Regions from separate parts of the Mus musculus genome. Here region 2 is linked to region 1. The links are chromatin loops, found by intact Hi-C in ENCODE. Cell type or tissue: heart. All regions are shown on one strand. Links, peaks and the distances in the headings refer to the core of each region. The heading gives the core; the rest is flanking DNA.

Region 1 (10,523 bases), core at 855-8,854:
GCCGTCCCACTCTTGTCTACACGGTACAGTCGCCAGAAATTACAGATGAGGACTTTTCACATTTCACCTGCAGGACAGACTGAGCTGTGTCAAATCCCTGACTGTGATCATTAACGCTGGACGTTTAACCTCCAGTACTGTGAGGAAGTTTCTGTTGTTTAAGGCCCCGGCCCAAGGTGGTCAGCTGCTGCAGCCTCAGGTGGGCACCAGGCTCTGAACAGATATCTGCTGCCCTGCCAGGCTCTCAGCAAGCTGAGCTGTGACTGCCTCCATCCCAGGCCCCAGGTCATGTGGTCTGCCTTGCTTTTCCGTTTCCCACTGGTTCCTGATCTGTGAGTTTGTAGCCTGTATTCTCATCTAGGAATCCTGGAACCGGTGCTTCCTCCTTATCAGATTGTAAGGCCCATGTGAGTTTTTCCTGCATCTGGTGCTGGCCAGGGCATTCAGGAAATGGAGTTTGTGCCTGTGCTAGATGCCCAGGTGAGACCTGTCAGATGCTGCCCTTACTGTCTGCAGGTGTCAGCATTAGAGTTAAATAATGTCACCTGGGGTCAGTGGGAAGCATCCTAATGACTGCCTATATTTAAGGACTTTGGGAGCATATTTTTAAATCACCTACTCATTCGTTTCCTTTCTTAAAAAGAAAAAAACAAAGCCTATTCTACCAAGCTTTTTCCTGGCTGAGCCACTAAACTGAATTCATCCTAACCACACTTCTAAGGTTTCCAGCTGTAACAGTAGGAGGGAGACAGTGCCCAAGTTCCCAGATAAGGAGAGAGGTTTGAAGAGGGAAAGGAACCAGGCCGGGCCACGAAGCCCGTTCTCAGCATGGTCTGCAGGTGACCATGTGGCACAGTGAAGCAGAAGGGGAGCATCAGGTGGGGGCCACCAGCAGCTGTCACTGCTCCTCAGCACACGTGCCCTGCTTGGCCACTGAGTCAGGTCAGGAGTTATGTGGCCTCAAGCCTCCCCTGCCACAGTGAACTCAGGTCAGCAACGTCCTTCTCCAGGTTTGTGCCTAGCACATGCAGAACCCTTACTTCCTGTTCTGTTCACGTGGGCTGAAGAGTCTGCACTCCGTTCCCTAAACACACACACACACACACACACACACACACTCTCTCACACGTTATCACACAACTTACATGTCTTTTTTTTTTAAGATTTATTTATTATTATACATAAATACACTGTAGCTGTCTTCAGACACGCCAGAAGAGGGAGTCAGATCTCATTATGGATGGTTGTGAGCCACCATGTGGTTGCTGGGATTTGAACTCAGGACCAAATGCTCAGTCAGTGCTCTTACCTGCTGAGCCATCTCGACAGCCCAATTTACATGCCTTTAGACATAATTTTGCACATGCATATATACTGGGTATGCATATGTGTATATTTATATATACAGGTACACACATACTGTACTAGTTACCTCCACACACTGACTTGTACATATGATCAGTGGGGAATCGGATTAGCTAGCCATGACCCACCCTGTGCTGCCCTGCAAGGCAGGAATACTGGTTCAGCAATGTTGGCTGGTGTCCATTCTGCTATTGGTAGCACACCATGCTGTGGTTGATCATGTTCAGTGTTGGGCCTGTGTCCATCCGTACATCCAGTGCCTGCCATAGGGACAATCAAGGAAGAAAGCTAAGGTCTTTTGTCATGAAAGACTTGAGAACACAGCTCTCCACTGAGTCACAGGTCCAGGCCTCAGCAGACATTTTTGAGGGAGGCTTGTCTCCAAGGTTATTCTAGATTCTGTCAGGTTGGCGATAAAGACTCACCGAGAGCTTGGCTTCTCATGGAGCTGGAGCGCGGGGCTGTCCCTCTGCCTCTCAGATGGCACTGTGCTCTGTCCTAGGCACTCTGCTCCTCCCCTCTCCTGGAAGGAAGGCCCATTGCACTGGACAGCCTGTTGCACACAACAGCATGGCAGGGAATATGAACGGTGCTTTTTGCTTGCTTGGGACCCCCGCACCAGGGAGAAGGGGTCCTGAAAATGACCTGACTCAAGCCATGGTTCTGTGCGTCCTTTCCATAGCAAGCATCTTTTCCATGAAGGAAGTTTGTTTCTAGGGGTCTGGGTTCATTGGGTAAAGTGGCCCAAGTTTGAATTCTCTGATAAAAGCTGTGTACAGAGGCTTGTGACATCTGTAACCCCAGTGCTGGGGCTGGCATGGGAGCCAGACAAGAACATCCCCGGTGGTTAAAAACACTTGTTCTTGCACAGAGCTCAAGTTTGGTTCTCGGTTCCCATGTGACAGCTCACGGCCATCTGTAACTCCAATTACAGAGCATTGGTTGTCCTTTTGGTCCTCCAAGGGTATCGTACTTATATGTTGCACAGACGTAGATGCAGGCAAAACACTCATACACATAAATAAAAAGGTCATTAAAAATTAAATAGAACAGAGAGTGAGCAGGGAAAGTACTTGTCATTGACCATGGACCTCCACAGGCATGTGCACAGATGTCATTGACCTCCACAGACATGTGCACACATGTGCATGTGCACAGATGTCATTGACCATTGGCCTCCACATGCATGTGCACACATGTCATTGACCTTCACAGGCATGTGTGCACATATGTCATTGACCTCCACAGACATGTGCACACATGTGCACAGATGTCATTGACCTCCACAGGCATGTGCACACATGTGCATATATGTGCATGCACACCCTCACGTATTTACACACTTATCACACACAAGTTTGTTTCCGAAAAGTTTACTTACAGCCCTCTCCCTCCTTGCTGGCAGAGCAGAGGAGGGGCCACAGAAGCTGCTTCTGTTAAGGGGCAGACTCGTGGTCTGAGTCTATTAAAGGCTCTGAGGCCATTCTCAGAGTAATGTTGAGATTGGAGCTGGCATGTTTGAACTTCTCTGTCCTCAGCCAGGTTTGCCTTTACACTGTCTCCATCACCAGGCTTGCTTGGGGAAATAAGCAGGGACACAGTCACAGCCCCCCGCCAGCAGTCAGGGACTTGTGCAGAGGAATTACAGATCTCTTACATGGGGTGGGGCTGGGGTGTTCTGCATTGGGGTTCCTTTTCCTGGTGTGATACAGGCAGGGGTTTTGTTTTAGGTGTGGTTGTCATGGGTGCCACATATGCTAAGACACTGAGCAGGGCCTGGCTCTTACTTTAAAATGTACATGGTGGCCTCACCCAGACTGGACACAGGCAGAGAAGCTCTTTCTTCGTGTGAAGTGTCCATCACAGACCCTCATCCTGTCTAGAGCCCGTCTGTCAGGAAGCTCTGGGCACTTGGAGCCCAGAGGGTGGGTGTCTCCTTTAGTCTTCAGAGCATGCTCGCCTGCAGACCCTAAGGAGCCAGCAGAGGCTTTCAGGGTGAGTGGGTGGAGAAAATAATACGTTTTCCCAGGTGGCTCCAGCCTCTTGCTCAAGTAGTCTTAGCAGCCTCCATTTGCCTTTGATTAAAGCTCTTCCTGCCTCTGTCTGATATCTTGGTTCTGCCAAAACTTTTGATCTTGCTGACTTAAGTAGAATGCTACAATGCAATTGGAGTGGGTGTGGGGTCATGCAGGAGAATGTGGGAAAGACCCTGGATTTTATCATGACCGCTGAGTGCCCCATACCATGGCTCCTTCACAGTGACAAAATACAGGGCCCCATTAGAAAGGATATTCTAAAGCAAAGGTGGTGAACAAGTCTGTTGTCTGTCCTCAGTCCTGGTTTACCTGAGTGAGTGTACGCAATCAGAAAGGCTAACCCACATAGCCACAGCCTTACCCCCGTGGGTGAGCTCAGAGCCCTTGGAGAAGCCTTCGCACAGTCCCTTAGCTACACTCAGTCATCTGGTTCCAGTCACTCAGTTCCAGTCACTTGGCCTTGGTTGGGGCTGCCTGACTGTAAGTAGCAGAGTCAGTCCACCCCATGCGTTAGACCACAGGAGGATCTGGCAGAATGTTTACTCTCAGAAATTCCCATTTCCCCCCTTCCATATCTATACTACCCTCTGCCAGCACCATATTAGAAGGCCATAGGATGGGTACTCACATCTAACTAGAAACACCTTCCATCCTCTGAGGGTCCAGAAACAGCCAGGGTCAGGTCCTGTGACCCTTCTACCCCAGGGTCTGACCTGAGTCTCCTGCTGCCTCCTGCAGTCCTGCTTCTCTCCAGCAGATGGCACTGGTGTCAAGCTGCTGATTCTCTGTAACTGGTTTGCTGTGTCATGCGGTTTCTACGGAGATTGGGGGGTCACAGGGATATGGATGCAGCATTGTTCTGCTGGGGCTGTGCACATCACTCAGAAAGCTGTGCCCTCCTATCAGGTGCCTGTCTGTGATAAGCCAGAGCCCCTACTCAACCCAGCTTCAAAGATGAAGACAGTTCTCTCACATCAGGAGACTTGGAGACATCAGGGTTCCTGTGACTCTCCTGCAGTCTGTGCCCTCAAGCCGGTTTGCTTGTGGTTGGCAGCCATGAGACACCCCTTTTCTCCTGCCCATTGGGTAGGAACACGGACTGGCTTCTTCACCTAGTCTGAGCAGTGCCTCTTAGACAGCAGGGTTGGGCCAGAAATGCAGAAGTGAGCTCTCTGGCACCCCAAGGGCCGCGTCTCTGCCTCCTCTGGTTCCCAGGAGATTCAGCACGGGGACTCTGAGGATGTGTGAGGACACCGAGGAACTCCTTAGGAAGAGTGGACATCGACAGAAACGACCATCTCACTGCTAACCTGGAGACCCAGGGAGCAAGGCTGGGTACTGCCCCAGTCCAGGGCGCCTCAGTGGCACCCGGCCACACTCACTGACTGCTCTTTGTCTCCTTTTGGAGATTTCTGTGCTTAGATTTGAAACACTGTTTCAAGGAGCAGTGACCGAAGCAGCCAGTCAGCTCCTGCCTAACACTGCCCAGCCTTGGCTCTGAATCACGAAGGCAGGAGAGTGCCCAGGGTGCTTCCGGACACATGTGGCTCTTTATTGACCATCAGGTGTCCCAACCCTTTTCCTTGCCCTGGAGGCCTCACCTCTCAGGAAACCTAACAACGAAATGGTTCTTTTTGTACATCAGAAAAAGGTTGGGTGCCAGGATTTCAACCAGTACATCATCTCTGACCTCCAAGGCACTTGAACACTTGCTCTTATTAACAGGTGCCTGAATTCCAAACGAAAGGCCACCCAGGAGGCCAAGTGAGTGAATGTGCCTGGTCCTTAATCCCCAGAGGCCTCAGTACTAGCACTAATTACTAATTGGAAATAGATGTTGGCCCAAAACCTGTGCCTCGCTGAAGTTCTGCGGGGCTCTGATGGTGGTAATGTTTTTCCTCCACAGCACAAGTATGTGTAGCACACTCCTCTTGGCGTCATCAGAGGCTGTTGAAGCCACAAGGTACTTTACCTTAAAGCAGAACAGATTCAGCTAGCTGCTATTGAAGGGGGGCGGTGAGGGTTCATCCAGGTAGAGGCAGCTGAGTGATGCAGGTGTGATTAGAAGAGTAACGTGTGCCCATGAACACACACAAATCTTTTAAAAGCCTAGAACCTGTAATTTGACTCACGTTATGTTACCAGGGAGCTTTGCTGAAGAGGTAGGGTGGAGGAAGCACACGGTGGGAGTGTGCTGTGACTCCTGGCTGGGTTGACTCTTCTCTCTGACCCTTTGCAGGCATTTTCTGGTCCTCCAGTAGTACACTTAGGGATGGATGGGTGAAGTCCCCCGGGCTGTGGCACTGCCCAGCAGCCATCGTCTCGCTGAGGCCCCCTGGTGGCGATAGGATGCACCTCTCTGCCGTATTCAACGCCCTCCTGGTATCAGTGCTGGCTGCGGTCCTGTGGAAGCATGTTCGGTTGCGGGAGCATGCGGCCACGCTAGAGGAGGAGCTGGCCCTTGGACAGCAGTCCCTGGATCCAGTCCTAGGACTGAAGATCGACTACCCGAAGGCCCTGCAGATCCTCATGGAGGGCGGCACCCACATGGTGTGCACAGGCCGCACCCACACGGACCGCATCTGCCGCTTCAAGTGGCTCTGCTACTCCAATGAGGCCGAAGAATTCATCTTTTTCCATGGCAACTCATCTGTGATGCTGCCCAACCTGGGCTCCCGGCGCTTCCAGCCGGCCCTGCTGGACCTGTCCACTGTGGAGGACCATAATGCCCAGTACTTCAACTTCGTGGAGCTGCCCGCTGCAGCCCTGCGCTTCATGCCAAAGCCAGTGTTCGTGCCTGATGTAGCCCTCATCGCCAACCGCTTCAACCCCGATAACCTCATGCACGTCTTTCATGATGACCTGCTCCCACTCTTCTACACACTGAGGCAGTTCCCCGGCCTGGCCCAAGAGGCCCGGCTCTTTTTCATGGAGGGATGGGGTGAGGGTGCCCACTTTGACCTCTATAAACTCCTCAGCCCCAAGCAGCCGCTTCTACGTGCACAGCTCAAGACACTGGGCCGACTGCTCTGCTTTTCCCATGCTTTCGTGGGCCTGTCCAAGGTTACCACCTGGTACCAATACGGCTTTGTACAGCCCCAGGGCCCAAAAGCCAACATCCTGGTCTCTGGCAATGAGATCCGGCAGTTCACGCGCTTCATGACTGAAAGGCTGAACGTGAGCCACGCGGGGGCGCCCCTGGGGGAGGAATACATTCTGGTCTTCAGTCGCACCCAGAACAGACTCATCCTGAACGAGGCAGAGCTGTTGCTGGAGCTGGCACAAGAGTTCCAGATGAAGACGGTTACAGTGTCCCTGGAGGACCACACCTTTGCTGATGTCGTGCGGCTGGTCAGCAATGCCTCCATGTTGGTCAGCATGCATGGGGCCCAGCTGGTTACGGCCCTCTTCCTGCCCCGCGGGGCTACCGTGGTTGAACTCTTCCCTTACGCTGTCAATCCTGACCACTACACCCCCTATAAGACGCTGGCCACACTGCCTGGCATGGACCTGCAGTATGTAGCCTGGCGAAACATGATCCGGGAGAACACAGTCACACACCCTGAGCGACCGTGGGACCAAGGGGGCATCACCCACCTGGACCGGGCTGAGCAGGCCCGTATCCTGCAGAGCCGAGAGGTCCCCCGGCATCTCTGTTGCCGGAACCCAGAGTGGCTATTCCGAATCTACCAGGACACCAGGGTGGACATCCCATCCCTTATGCAATCCATTCGGCGTGTGGTGAAGGGCCGGCCGGGGCCACGGAGGCAGAGGTGGGCAATCAGCCTGTACCCGGGCAAGGTGCGGGAGGCTCGATGTCAGGCGTCAGTGCAGGGTGCCACCGAGGCCCGCCTGTCTGTGTCCTGGCAGATCCCGTGGAACCTCAAGTACCTGAAAGTGAGGGAGGTGAAATACGAGGTGTGGCTGCAGGAGCAAGGGGAGAACACGTATGTGCCTTACATGCTGACCCTGCAGAACCACACCTTCACAGAGAACATCAAACCTTTTACCACCTACCTGGTGTGGGTCCGCTGTATATTTAACAGGAGCCTCCTGGGACCTTTTGCAGATGTGCTGGTGTGCAGCACGTAGCCAGCAGACCATGGCCAGGCCTCTGGAGGGCACCTCTCGCAGCTCAGCTTTCCCAGGTCCACAGTTCTGCTAGCAGCTGTGGTGATAAATTATCTATTTATTGAGTAGGCTTGCACTAAGCCTGCTTCCCGAGTGTGCTTTTTGCAGATTTCTCTAGCTCTGAAGAGGTGGTGCCTGCCAGGGCCCGGGGATCTGCTCTTGCTAATAACCATGCTGTTTCCTGCTTTGGCCTTGGTGTAGGTCCTGGCCTCGAGAAACAGTGGTCACGTGGTTGGTGGGCTAGGCAGATAATCTTTGAATTTCATCTGTAGCTGAGTGACAGGTGTGTTTGGAGCAGTCATTAAATGATTATGAACATCTTGCCCAAGTCTTTTTCTGATGCCTTGTTAGCATGCACGAATTATACCTCGTAATAGGTTTTATGCAATGTTTTAGGGCATGTTTATAATGCACTTCAATACTGTTCACCTCATTAGCCTTTCCTGCCCCCTCCCACCGAGCTTTTCCTCTTTCCAACCCACCCCTCTTATTTTCAAGTCCCTTCGTGTCTTTATTTATGAGTCAACAAGTTTCTTAGGGTCGCTGACAAGCACATGGGTGAGGTTTTGTCTGCAAGGGCAACACCGTTGACTACACAACTAAAAAAAATGTCTCCTTTCAGACACTGACCTATAAATCCTCAGGGAGCCGTGCGGCCCTATTAGCTCCTCCCATTTCCATGACGAGGTAGAGATAGGCCAGATCATGGTTGGTCATCACAGCTGCTGTGAGTTCAAGAGTGCAGCAGCCTAGTCAGACCCAGAAGTCTGTGTTCCACTCCCCAGCCACCCATTCTTCTTGCCCCTTCCAGATATTCCTCGAGCCTGGGCGAGGCTGACATAGCTGCCCATGGATGAACACTTGGTAGTTACTCTCAGCACCGTAACCAGTTATGAGTCTCCAGGGACTGCTGGCACGGCAAACTTGACAGAGCGGGCGGCAGCACTGGTCTGTAGGCATGAAATTTTTTAGAAGATAATTTTGTAGGTGTGTCCTATCCATGAAGCACAGTGGCAGTAGCTTCCCTGTGAGAGAGAGCCCATGCCCTCCCCACCCACAGGCTTTTAACAGGTTCCAGCGTCAAACCTGAATTCCCTCCCGTGGAATGGTTCTCAAATCCAACCAGGAGGCAGTTGGTTTCCCCATAACAGACCTGTCCCTGTAGCATCAGTGGGCCCATCTTGCCTAGCTGTTGGCTACTATCTGCAGCCACAAAAGGTGGCTGATATGCCCCCGGCCAGCAGCCCGCACAACACTTTATACTGTGAGGGCTGGCGAGCAGGGGGGAAGTTCCGTTTCCATCTCGATTTCTCTGTGTCCTGCGACAGGTGTTTGGTGTTTTCAGCAGAAGGGTTTCATCATCATATTCTGGTGGGCAACAGGTGATTGCCTGTATTTGGGAGTGGTCTAAGGAGCCAACTTAAGCTACAGCTCAGAGAGTGTCGTTGGGCACATCTTATTGGATAGCAAGAAGCAGAGTTGACAGTCAGTACTTTTAATTTTGGTTGTCAAGGAGATGACATGGTAGGCTAGTGTCAGGACCGTGAAGGGAGAATGCTGGGTAGAGCTCCTTTGATGTGCCAGGTACATCACGCAGGCGGTGAAGAGGAGAGCGTCCTTTGGGGATATCCATAATACCCATGTTTGTCCTGGGTAGTGCCTGGCGGAGTGTTCTCCCTGATCATAGTGAAACCATAGATGCGCTCTCATTAAAGTCAGGAGTGAGATGTGGCTGAGCCTTTTTTAATCTCAAACAACAAAACAAGACCCAACCAAAGCCCTAAAACAGTATATATAAGGAGAAATTAAAACATAAAACTGAAAATTTGGTTTTCTACTGAAAGACTAGTAAGAGGCATATAAATATTTATCTAGAGGGCTTAAAGAGAGAACTCAGCAGCGATGCGGAGAAGCAAACTTCAGTTGCTGGCACTCATGAGGCAGCTCACGACCATTGTAACTCCAGTTCCAGAGGCCTCGGTTACCTCTGCTGTCTTCTGTGGGCACTGTGCGTGTACAGTGCACAAATGTGCATGCAGACAAAACACTCGTATACAAAAAAGAGATGTTTAAGTGGATCCTTACACCACCGAGCAGAATACAGTAACTTGGATTAGAACAGTGCCCAGTTTTGAAGCAGGCTCTTAAGAAACCCTGTGAGTGCAGCCCAGCACAGCTCACAAAAGGGCCTGTGTGTGCTTGGTTTTTATCTGATAAAAGTATACTTTCAGATGGGAACAGAATAGACTCTTGAATGGAATCTGGGGCAGTGAAACCAAAGTGATCTCTCAGATGGGGTTCATACAAATGAGCAGTCATGTAAAAGAGGTAAATAAATGACATTTCAATGACCGGAGGAGCAGAGCCGTTCTGAGAGGCTCGCAGGCTAACATGAACAAACTGGGCTGCACAGAATTACGGCTTCCTATTTCACAAAAGACAAACAGGTCAAGTCCCAAGTGGGAGACTGAGGGGAACCATGGGCAAGTCTAACAGCCAGGGCTGAGTGCAGCTCAGATTCAAAGCTCTCTTGTGCACAAACAGAACAGTCAGCCTAAAACACACAATGGCTAGCATGAAAGTGAAGATAACATCTATGTAATGAAGGGGACTTGGGTTTTATAATAGTCTTCTCCCTGCTGGAGGGATGGCTCAATGGTTTAGGGCATCTGTTGCTCTCAGAAGGGTCTACAAAGAGTTCATCTCAGCATCTGTACGCGGTGGCACACAACCACTCCAGTAACTCCAGTTCCAATGAATCTGCTGTCCTCTTCTGGCTTCCATAGTCACCTTCACACACGTGGTATATACTCACAGACATAAACATAAATAAAAATAAAATTAGTGCCTGGAGAAATGGCTCAGTGGTTAAGAGCACTGCCTGCTCTTCCAGAGGATCCAGGTTCAATTCTTAGAACCCACATGGTAGCTCACAATTATCTGTAACTCAAGTCCCTGAGGTTTGACACCCTCCTCTGGCTTCTGCAGACA
Region 2 (10,523 bases), core at 792-8,791, 110 kb after region 1:
TGTCAGCACTAAAGCTGAATTTCATATCCCGTCAACAGACATCACCCATGACTTCCTGGAAAATCTGTTTCCCAGAACTACTGGTGTATCTTGAATTTAGAACACTAGTAAACATACAAAGGGCTGGGAGATGTCTCAGTGGGTAAAGTGCTTTCTGAACAAGCGTGAGGACCTGAGTTCATACAAAGAGCTGGGTGTTGGGGGCCTGAGGGCTGCTTTAGCCGTTAAGAGCATTGGCTGCCCTTCCAAGATCCGAGACTCCCAGCATGCACACAATGGCTCACAACTGTCTGTAACTCTAGTTCCAGGGGATATGGTGCAGTTATACATGCAAGCATAAAAATTAAATTTTAAAATTAAAAAAAAAAAAAAAAAAAGATGAGTGGGTGGCACCCATCTGTAATTCTATTGCTGGAGAGAGACAGGCAGATCCCTGGAGTTTGCTGCCCTCTAGCCGAGCTGGTGAATGCCAGGTTCACCGTGGACACATGTGTACACCCACATACAAATACACATAGACACAACATACAGTGTACCACAGTTTCTTAAAGTTGTGGCGACTGAGCCAGATTCTTTTAGGATCCCTACAATTTCGACAGGCTCCCAGATTCAAACATTCCAGAGATTTGAGCCGGAACAAGGTCATGAAACCAAATGTTCCTGAAGACGAAGAGTTCTCTGTTTAAATCCGGATCACACTCCTGCTCAGACCAAGGCCCCCTGCAGAAGCCTGTTTAATTTCTTTAGGATTTTTATTTTTATATGTATGCATGTGCTTATGCACACGTGTTCACGTGCTCAGGTAACCACGGAAGCCAGAAACGAGCTTCCGCCCACCCCCGCCCCGCCCTCGCCCCAGCGGAAGCCACAGGGAGTCGTGAGCCACTTGACCTGGGTGTTAAGAGCTGAAGTCAAACCATCTGGAAGAACAGCAAGTGCGCCTAACAGCTGAGCCATCTCTCCAGCCCATCAGCCACTAGCAAGGAAGAGACCAGCGCCCTCTACTGGGAGCACGTCTAAGAATCTGTAACATCCTAATAGCATCCATTCACCAAGCGTTTGGGTTCCAGGGCCATTTTCATTTCCCCAAGGAAGTTTGCAGGCTCATTACCAGAGGCTGGGACATCTTGGGGGACACATGCCTATGCCCACATAATGGGCACACCTTAACTCAAAGTGCCTCCCTTCACGCCCCCACATCCTTCATGTTACACATTCCTTCTTGGCAGTGCAAGATTCCCTCTTCCTTGCTTACTGGGAGTCAGGGACAGCCTGACTACAGGGCAACTCTCCCTTCCACTGAGACCTAAAAGAAACCCACACTTTGCCTTGAGGGTCTGAACTCTCATTGGAGCTTCCACCACGTTCGTGGTGCTAAACTAATAAATCTCTTACTAGACAGGATAATCTGCCTTAGTGTCCCACCTCAACCCCAAACCGGAGACCTTTCACTCTGTGGCCCAAAACAGCCAACCAATACGCAATCTGTGGCAGGGAGGATTGCGTCTGAGGTAGTTTGGAAGTGAGAGAAAGTTTTATAGAGGTCACCACGTGAGGAGTTTGGGGAAGATGCTAAAGCCTGCCGCACTAGTCATCTTTGCAAAGGCCTGAAAGAGGGGAGACCTGTGGACGAGGCAGTTGCCAACAAACGACTGGGTAGTCTGAGTGGGCATTCCTGGGCTCTCTGTATGGTCAAGATCCACCCTGCAGGATCTCACTTCACCTCCTGCACCTAAGGTGACTCCTTTGGCATCTGCACACAGTGCCAGGAACCTTCTGAGTGGTTGTGCCTAGTGCACCACGGTGCCTCACAGTGCACTGCCTCTCTCTCTGCAGGCTGCAACTGCTCCAGGGCCTCGGTGCTCTCTGACGTACATCTAGGCTTGTCTTGTCCTATCCATTTGATGTGTTTGTAGTTTGTCAACTCCTCTAGAGCCGTGACTTACAAAGACATTACCAGAATTTTAGGATCAAAGCCTAGCTCTGGATGTCCCAGTAAGGTAGTTAGTTCAGCCTCCCAGCCCCAATAATGGCAATCGATCAAAGAGTCAAGTAATAGTGAAAAGCAGAGAAAAGTTTATTCAGTCTGTGGCTACACTGAGATGAGGAACAGTGAGGTGCAGGACACCCATGTCTGTATTCAGGGTCATGACATGAGGTTTAGAATGCGTGTGTGTGTTTCTGTGTGTGTGTGTCTGTGTATGTGTCTGTGTATCTGTGTGTGTCTGTCTGTGTCTGTCCTGTGTCTGTGTCTCTCTGTGTGGCTGTGTGTTTGTGTGTCTCTGTGTGTCTGTGTTGTGTATGTCTCTGTGTGTGTCTGTATGTCTATGTATGTGTCTGTATGTCTGTGTCTGTGTTGTGTCTGTATGTGTTCCTGTGTGTCTGTGTGTGTTGTGTCTGTATGTGTTTCTCTGTGTTTTTGTGTGTGTCTGTGTGAATATGTATCTCTGTGTTGTATCTGTGGATGTGTGTGTTTCTGTGTTTGTGTGTGTGCATATGTCTGGGTCTGTGTTGTGTCTGTGTGTCTTTGTGTGTGTCTGTGTCTGTAGGTGTTTCTCTCTGTGTATGTTTGTGTGTATATGTGGAAGCCAGAGTTAGATATCAGTTATCTTTCTCAGTTGCTCTCTACCTTACTCTCTGGTTCTCTCACTGATTCTGCTAGACTAGCTGGCCAGCAAGCCCAGGATCCTCCTGTGGGAAGCCACATGTGCCGTTGCAGAGTAGCGCTGGCTACTGCTGGCCACCACGCATAAGTTTGGACAAATAACCAATGTGTACATATGCAGTAAAGTTTTTTTGTCCAGTCACTGCCTGGCCCGACGCATATTAATCAGGTACTGGTAGCATAACCAATCAGGTATGGACACGTCACTCCTAGGCCTATATAAGCAGCACCATTTCTGGGCTCAGGGTCTTTCGCCTCTGCAATCAATGCTCTCCCAATAAACGTGTGCAGAAGGATCCTATTGTGGCGTCGTTCTTGCTGGCGAGTCGGGCGCGCAAGATCCTCCTGCCTCCACTTCCCTGCTCCGGGATTATGCCAACCACAAAGCCTCTGTCTTGATCACTGAGTGGTCCTTGTGACCTCAGGACCATACTTGAGTCTAGCAGACCTAAGGAGCTCCCAGAGGACTTGGGGGAGTGGCTACAGGCAAATAACACAGAAGCTGTCGTCTTGACCTCTTGTGTCCTATCCTGGCTGCAGAATACCCTGAGACATCTCTAAGACAGTGATTGTGGATGGTTACAGCCAGGTCCAGCTTTGAGCATGGGTGCTGGAGATCCAAACTCGGGCTCCTTACTGACTGAGGTAGTTCCTCAACCAGAGGCTTGGGCAAGAGATAATCCTAACTCTGCAGTCCTGGTAAAGGTATGCCCCTGCCCAGCACGTCTACACGAGTCTCTTCTGTAAGGTGATCTGACTAGTTGTCAGACCGTGTGAAATAATCTCTCTGGAGACAGGCTCCTCCTTGAGCTAGCACCAGCATGTCAAGTATTCCCTGCCCCCTGCATAGGATTTCCAGGAAATTTTTATCCTTTGGGCCATTGTTCAGTAGTCTAACAGCCAGAGGGAGGGACACAGTTGTACCTCTGCTCCTGCCAGGGTAGTTCCAGGGAGGTTCATGGTCAAAGAAAGCCAAAGACACTTCCATTTGGGTTCTTTCTTGAACTTCATCTTCACAGAGCCCGGATTTGCTACAGCATTTGTAAGGATTTAGGTGCCCAAAGGAACCCTAAACTAAAATGACTAATTATTAATACGAAAGCAGATCAAAGGGGCTAGAGAGTGGTTAAGAGCACTGACTGCTCTTCCAGAGGTCCTGAGTTCAATTCCCAGCAGCCACATGGTGGCTCACAACCATCTGTAATGGGATCTGATCCGATGCCCTCTTCTGGTATTACTGAAGATAGCTACAGTGTACTCACATAAAATAAATAAATAAATAAATCTTAGAAAGAAAGAAAGAAAGAAAGAAAGAAAGAAAGAAAGAAAGAAAGAAAAGAAAAGAAAAGAAAGAAAGAAAGAAAGAAAGAAAGAGAAAGAAAGGGAAAGGGAAAGGGAAAGGGAAAGGGAAAGGGAAAGGGAAAGGGAAAGGGAAAGGGAAAGGGAAAGGAAAGGAAAGGAAAACAAATGAAAGCAGACCAATAAGGAACATCTCGGGGCGAGCTCAGCAGTAGAGAGCTCACTTTGAGAGCTCACTGCTCTTGCAGAGGGCATGGGTCTAATTCCCAGCAACTCACAACCCCTGTAATTCCAGCCATGTGGGTTCTGATGCACTCTTCTGGTTTCCTTTGGGCACCTTATATGCATGTAGTATAAAAAACAGAGAGTCAGGCATGTGCACACACAGAGAACACACAGATAACTGTCCTGGTGGAAAGAAACTGCTGAAATGAGGGCTGGTAGCCAGGCTGATGTGGCTTGAGTCCCAGGGCTGGTGACTGCTTCCATAGGTCTAGTGTCCATCTCAAGTCTTGGAAGGGCTTCAAGCCACTTAAGGTCTGCTGATGCAACACTTTTTTAGATTTGCAGAGCACTGTCATTTAGATGTATCTCACAGAAACTTTAACGCTTGTAAGTGGTGTGTGATTTATATACATGTTGGGAAACAGTCTTTTTCAGAGAGAAAGCATTCCTGGGATATTCCTGATGTAGTAGCATGTTTCTGCCAGTAGAGGTTGCCCTTGGGTCCCCAGAAGGTAAGCAGGCCAGTCCTGCTGAGGATTCCTACCTAATAAAATGCCTATCGTCTCTTGCAGGATCGGCCCCTGCTTTTTCAGCACTGAGGAACTGGTTAAATACAAAGCCATGTGCACAACAAGAATTCTTTTTTTCACACCACCTCACCCAGACCTTCTCCTTGAGAGAGCACTGGGCTTGGATGAGCAGGGAGAGGATGAGAGGACCTGGTGGACCAGTGCCCTTTCATAGAGGCTGTGAGTGCAGAGAAGGAAGGTGTGGGTGTCCAGGCAGCCTCCCACACCAAGGTCTGGTTGGTTGTACTCAGCTAAGGATACAGCAAGTGGCAGGGATGTTCACTGTGCTGCTGTGTTATAGGACAGTTGCTCCCGGGAAGCAGATTGCTTTCTTTAACACTTTAACCAAAAATCAAGCTTCTTTCACAAACCCAATAGGCTGAGCCCATAACAAAAGTCTCCAGGAGCTTTTGTGCTGAGAGTAATGATCTCGGTCTGAACACCAATGCTGGAGGCTCTCTGCTCTCTCCCTGCAAAACCTGCTGACTGTGCTGGCCAGGGGATCAGGTTTGGGCAGTCTTCACTCTCCAACGTCCTTTCAAGTCCTGGAGACATTGGGATATAAGGGACATACCTCGACAAACTGAGGTGGTCTGTAGCAAGCGCACAGCCAACATCCACCTAAATGGAGATAAACTCAAAGCATGCCCACTAAAATCAGGAACAAGGCAAGGTTGTCCCCTCTCTCCATACCTATTCAGTGCAGTACTTGAAGTCTTTGCTAGAGCAGTAAGACAACTGAAGGAGATCAAGGGGATACAAACAAGAAGGGAAGAAGTTAAATTATCTTTATGTGAAGATGATTGTATACATAAGTGACCCTAAAAATCTCATCAGGAAATTCCTAATGAACTCTTTCTGCAAAGTAACAAGACACAAAATTAATACACAGAAATCGGTAGACTTTGCTGGAAGGTGGTGGTGCGCACCTTTAATCCCAGCACCTGGGAGGCAGAAGCAGGCTATCTCTGTGAAGCTGAGGCCTGGTCTACAGAGCAATTCTAAGACAGTGAGGGCTACCCAGAGAAACCCTGTCTCAAAAACCAAAGTGGGGGGTGGGGGGGGTGATGGTGGTGAATAAGTAAATTTCCTATATACAAATGGCAAATGAGTTGAGAAAAAAAATCAAGAAAATAATATCTTCCACAACAGCCACAAGAAATAAAAGAAAATACCTTGGATTAACTCTAATCAAGCAAGTGAAAGACTTGTATGATTAAAAAAAAAAACCTTAAGACATTGATGAAAGAAATTGAAGAAGCTATCGGAGGATGGAAAGATCTCCCATGCTCATGCATCAATAGGATTAATAAAGTAAAAACACCCATCCTACCAAAACCAACATATCTGTTCAATATAATTTCCATCAAAATCCAACACAATTCTTCACATAACTTGAAATGGCAATTCTCAACCTTGTATGAAAATACACATGCACACACACAAACCATGATAGCCAAAACAATCCTGAATAATAAAAGAACCACTGGAGGCATCGCTGTGCTACAAATCTCAAACTGCACTACAGAGCTACAGTAATAAAGACAGCATGGCACTGGCATAAAAACAAGCACATTGATCAATGGAACCGAATCAAAGACCCAGACCTATGTCCACACACCTATGGACATCTGATTTTTCATAAAGAAGCCAGAAATACACACTGGAAAAAAAGATAGCATCTTCAACAAAAGGGGCTGGTTTAATTAAATGCAAACAGATCCATACTTATCACTCTGCACAAAACTCAACTTCAAATGGATCAAAGATCTCAACATAATGCCAGATACCCTGAACCTGATCAAAGAGAGCGTGTGGGTGTGGAATAGGCTTAAGCTCATTGGCACAGGAGAAGACTCTCTGAACAGAGCACCAATAGCACAGGCACTAAGACCTGGGATTAATTAATAAATGGGACCACAGCAAACAGAAAAGCTTCTGTATGGCAAAGGACACCATCATTCATACAAAATCAGGAAACAAAATGGGGAATAAATTACCAACTACACATCATCCAGAGAGCTAAAATCTAAAATACATAAAGAACTTTAAAAGCCGGACTTCAAGAAAACAAATGAGCCAATTAAAAGATCGGGTACAGGTCTCAAAAGGATAAACACAAGTGGCTGAGAAGCACTTAAAGGACTGTTCAGCATCCCCAGGCATCAGGGAAATGCAAATCAAACGACTTTAAGATTTCATCTTAAACCACTCAGAATTGTCAAGGTCAATCAGATGGCAGCTCATTCTGGCGAGGAGGCGAGGTCAGGGCAGGTCATCTGTTCCTGGTACAAACTTGTACAGCCACTAGGGAACAAGTACGGCAGTTCCTCGGAAAGCTGGGAATAAGCCCACCTCAGATCCAGCTCTACCACTCTAGGCCATCTACCCAATGGATGCTAAGTCACACAGCAGGCACTTCCTCCTCAAGCATGCTCACTGCTGTTCTATTCATAATGGCCAGAAATTGGAAACAGACTAGATATCTGTCAGTGGGCGAGTGGATAAAGAAAATGAGGTACAGTTATTCAATGGAATATTACTCAGCTGTTTAAAAAATGACATCGTAAAGTTAGCAGGTCAATGGATGGAGCTGGGGGAGAAAAACACAGCAAAGGCATCCTGTGTGAGGTAATACAGACTCAAAAGGACAAATATGGAATGTACTCGCTTTTATGTGGATGTCAGTGCAAAGCATTTGATAAGCAAGCTGCAGTCCATATAACCAGAGGTTAGGTATAGAGTAAGGAGCTGGCAGGAGGGTTGGATCACCCTAGGAAGGGGAAATAGAATCGTTATGGATGAACAGGGGGTGGCAGGTTGGAATGGAGGCTCAAATTAGGGGTGGCCGAGAGCACGTGGAAGAACAGCTAACTAACGGCCGTTTGAGGGACTTAGGGAAACCTAAATACAGTTCCAGCTTCCTAAAACATAAACATATATGAAGGTGATGTAAACAGGGGATACAAAGCCCCAGCTGGACATCTCTCCTCACCAAATGGAGCTTCCAGTTCTGAGAATGGGTTATGTCTAATTGAGTGGTTGGCCAAAGGAGCCGGCCCTATGAGAAGCCAGGAACAACCCAGGTCACTGCCAAGGATGCTCATAGCTCTCCACAAGCTAATGGCAGGGCCCTGTTGCTGAAGTCAGGACCTACCATCGCACTGAGCATAGAGAAATCAAGCTGGTAGCTTAGAGCCTTCACCCCTGCTGTTCATGATACTGGAGTGTACCATGTAACCTACCAGAGGAGAACAGTAAATCCCAAGCCAACAACAACCCTGTGATCTACAACAGTGGCCTGTCTGCAAGCTGCACTGGAGCAAGAGTGGCCCAGAGCTTGTGGGAGTAGCCAGCCACTATCTGATTGGATGCCAGGCCCACTCCAGAGTAAACAGCCAGTGTCTGATTGGATGCCATGCTCATTACAGAGTAGCCAGCCACTATCTGATTGGATGCCAGGCCCACTCATGGGATGAAACCTGTCTTAGGGTTTCACTGCTAAGAAGAGACACTATGACCAAGGCATCTCTCATAAAGGACAACATAAAATTGGGGTTATCTTACAGGTTCAGAGGTTCAGTCCATTATCAACATGGCAGGATGTGTGGCAGCATCCAGGCAGACCCAGTACTGGAGAAGGAGACAAGAGTTCTACATCTTGATCAGAAGGCAGTCAGGGGTAGACTGGCTTCCAGGTAGCTTGGGGGAGGGTCTCAAAGTCCCACTACCCCTGCAGAGTGACACACTTCCTCCAACAAGGCCACACCTACAGCAACAAGGCCACACCTCCTAATAGTGCCAATAATCCCTGGGCAACTATATTTAAACCACCATAGAACTCATCCCTGACACTGCTCAGGTGGCCAAATACCTGAGTCTGCAGAAAACCAAACACTACTGTTCTGCTGAAGAAACACAGCAAAAAAATGACTGCTACACTCATAGATCAGTGGGGGGGGGGGGAGAGGGAGAGAGAGAGAGGAGAGAAGAGAGAGAGAGAGAGAGAGGAGAGAGAGAGGAGAGAGAGAGAGAGAGGGAGGGAGAGAGAGAGAGAGAGGGAGGGAGAGAGAGAGAGAGAGGGAGAGAGAGAGAGAGAGAGAGAGAGAGAGAGAGAGAGAGAGAGAGAGAGAGAGAGAGAGAAAGAGAAACTTGGAACCCTCAACCCTGAATGAAATGTCTTCATCAAATCCCTCTGTAGGGCAGATGCAGAGGGCTGGTGGTCAAGAGGCCTCTCTGCTGGCCACAGCTCTGAAATCCTCACACTGAGGGATCCTGGGTTTCAGGATCCCTCATGTAAAACTAAAGTCACTTCAAGCATAGAGCCTTGTGACAATAATACTTATTGACAAGTTGACAGGCTCCTAGGAGATGAAACCTTTAGGCATGTCTTGAGGAAGTTTCCTGGACTGAAAACAAAACAAAACAAAAGAGCAACAATGTTGCTCCTTCTCTGCTTCCTAACCTCAGATGGACTAGGACCACAGCCTTGCTCTCCTGCTGTCAAGCCTTCCTTGACAGGAAAGACAGGATATACCCAAAACTATGACCTCAAACAAACCCTTCCTTTCTTGAGTTGCTTCTTGTAAGGTGTTTTGTCTTAGCAACAGGAAAAGAAGGAATGAACAGGAGAGAGCTAGCTGGTGTGATGGGGGCTGAGGGGGAAGGGAAGAGAGTGAGGCACAGGAGCACATGATCCCACTTGGCCTCCCAGTTGGGCACAGGTGACTATGGCTCACACCGCCCATCCCACAATACCCACAATCATGGCTAACCTCTCCCCTGACTTCTTTGGGAAGAGAATTTCTGAGAACTCATGGGTAATTACCTTAGTCACCAGTTTAACAGGGGCTGTTGTACAGAATGTTACATGGATAATCTACTTGTACCAAGTGAGCTAATCTGTTTTGAAAGCTGACACACCCATGTGAGTATGGCCAATTTTCTTGAGCTTTGACTTCTTCCAAAGTCCAGCTCTGCCACTGCCTTGACAGTACACATGGGCAAATGTGTGCCCTACTCTTCTAGACTTCTGTAACCCTCCCACTGACCCTCCTGTCTCTCCTACTCTCCACCCAAAGCTCACCCGTTCTTTTAACCCACTCATGTCTCTCCCATCCGCGGAGACCTACCCTGAGCTATTTCTAATACTGATTCCTGAGCTCAGGTGACATCACATTCTCCTCTCCCTGGAGCAGTCTATCCTCAGCTGGTTGTCAATAAATGCAACTATGGTGTTTATATTAAAGCCCACTCGCGTCAACCACATTATAGGCTCTATGTGCCATTAATCATATTAGCCTCCTCTTTATTGAGTGTGTAACACTAAGCATGCAGGACTTGTGCTTCATAATAAAATCCATCTGCAGTGTTACCAAGAACAGCTGATGTTTTCAACGTGGTGTACACCTAATAAGAGACCTCGGGGGATTCCCTCAGGTAGCCCAGGCAATCAGTCTTTATCCTGAATTAGACATCAAGTGTTAAGTTGGCTTGTGGGATTTCACTACCGCTCTATTTCCTGCCTCCAACACTCAAGCATCTGCATAACCAGTTTGCTATCTATGAGAACAGGAAGTCTCAGAAACAATTCCTTTTGGCAGGAGTAGGTATCACACACCTGTAATCCCAGCATGCAGGAGGCTGAGGCAGGAGCATCTTGAGTTTGAGGCCAACCTAGGCTACAGAGCAATACCTTGACTCAAAAAAAAAAAAAAAAAAAAAAAAAAAGGAAAACAAGGAGGGGGAGGGAGAAGAGGTGGAGG

The links. Peaks named below come from ENCODE experiments on the same cell type or tissue, not always from the same donor. Only the 100,000 strongest peaks of a DNase experiment are listed, where the experiment ranks them.
Region 2: a loop joins it to region 1, with 2.9 times the contacts of the local background. A loop is called at or near these places in 21 of 42 quality-filtered maps.

What each region holds. Positions count from the first base shown.
Region 1 is chr9:121,978,941-121,989,463 of GRCm38, reverse strand. Pomgnt2 (protein O-linked mannose beta 1,4-N-acetylglucosaminyltransferase 2) reads left to right here. Exons shown (of 2, transcript NM_153540.4): 2 at 5,641-7,858. The coding sequence starts at 5,751. The coding sequence ends at 7,493. It overlaps Gask1a (golgi associated kinase 1A), which reads right to left. Exons shown (of 5, transcript NM_177743.5): 5 at 9,256-10,523. Among named protein-coding and RNA genes, the nearest start is that of Gm39463, 12 kb to the left of the region's middle. In heart, for the core only: a CTCF peak has its summit at 5,745 (motif pointing left); DNase peaks (open chromatin) are centred at 4,163, 5,803 and 7,063.
Region 2 is chr9:121,871,413-121,881,935 of GRCm38, reverse strand. No RefSeq gene overlaps it. Among named protein-coding and RNA genes, the nearest start is that of Higd1a, 19 kb to the right of the region's middle. In heart, for the core only: CTCF peaks have their summits at 1,016 (motif pointing left) and 4,671 (motif pointing right); a DNase peak (open chromatin) is centred at 935; H3K4me3 peaks cover 215 bases; H3K27ac peaks cover 270 bases.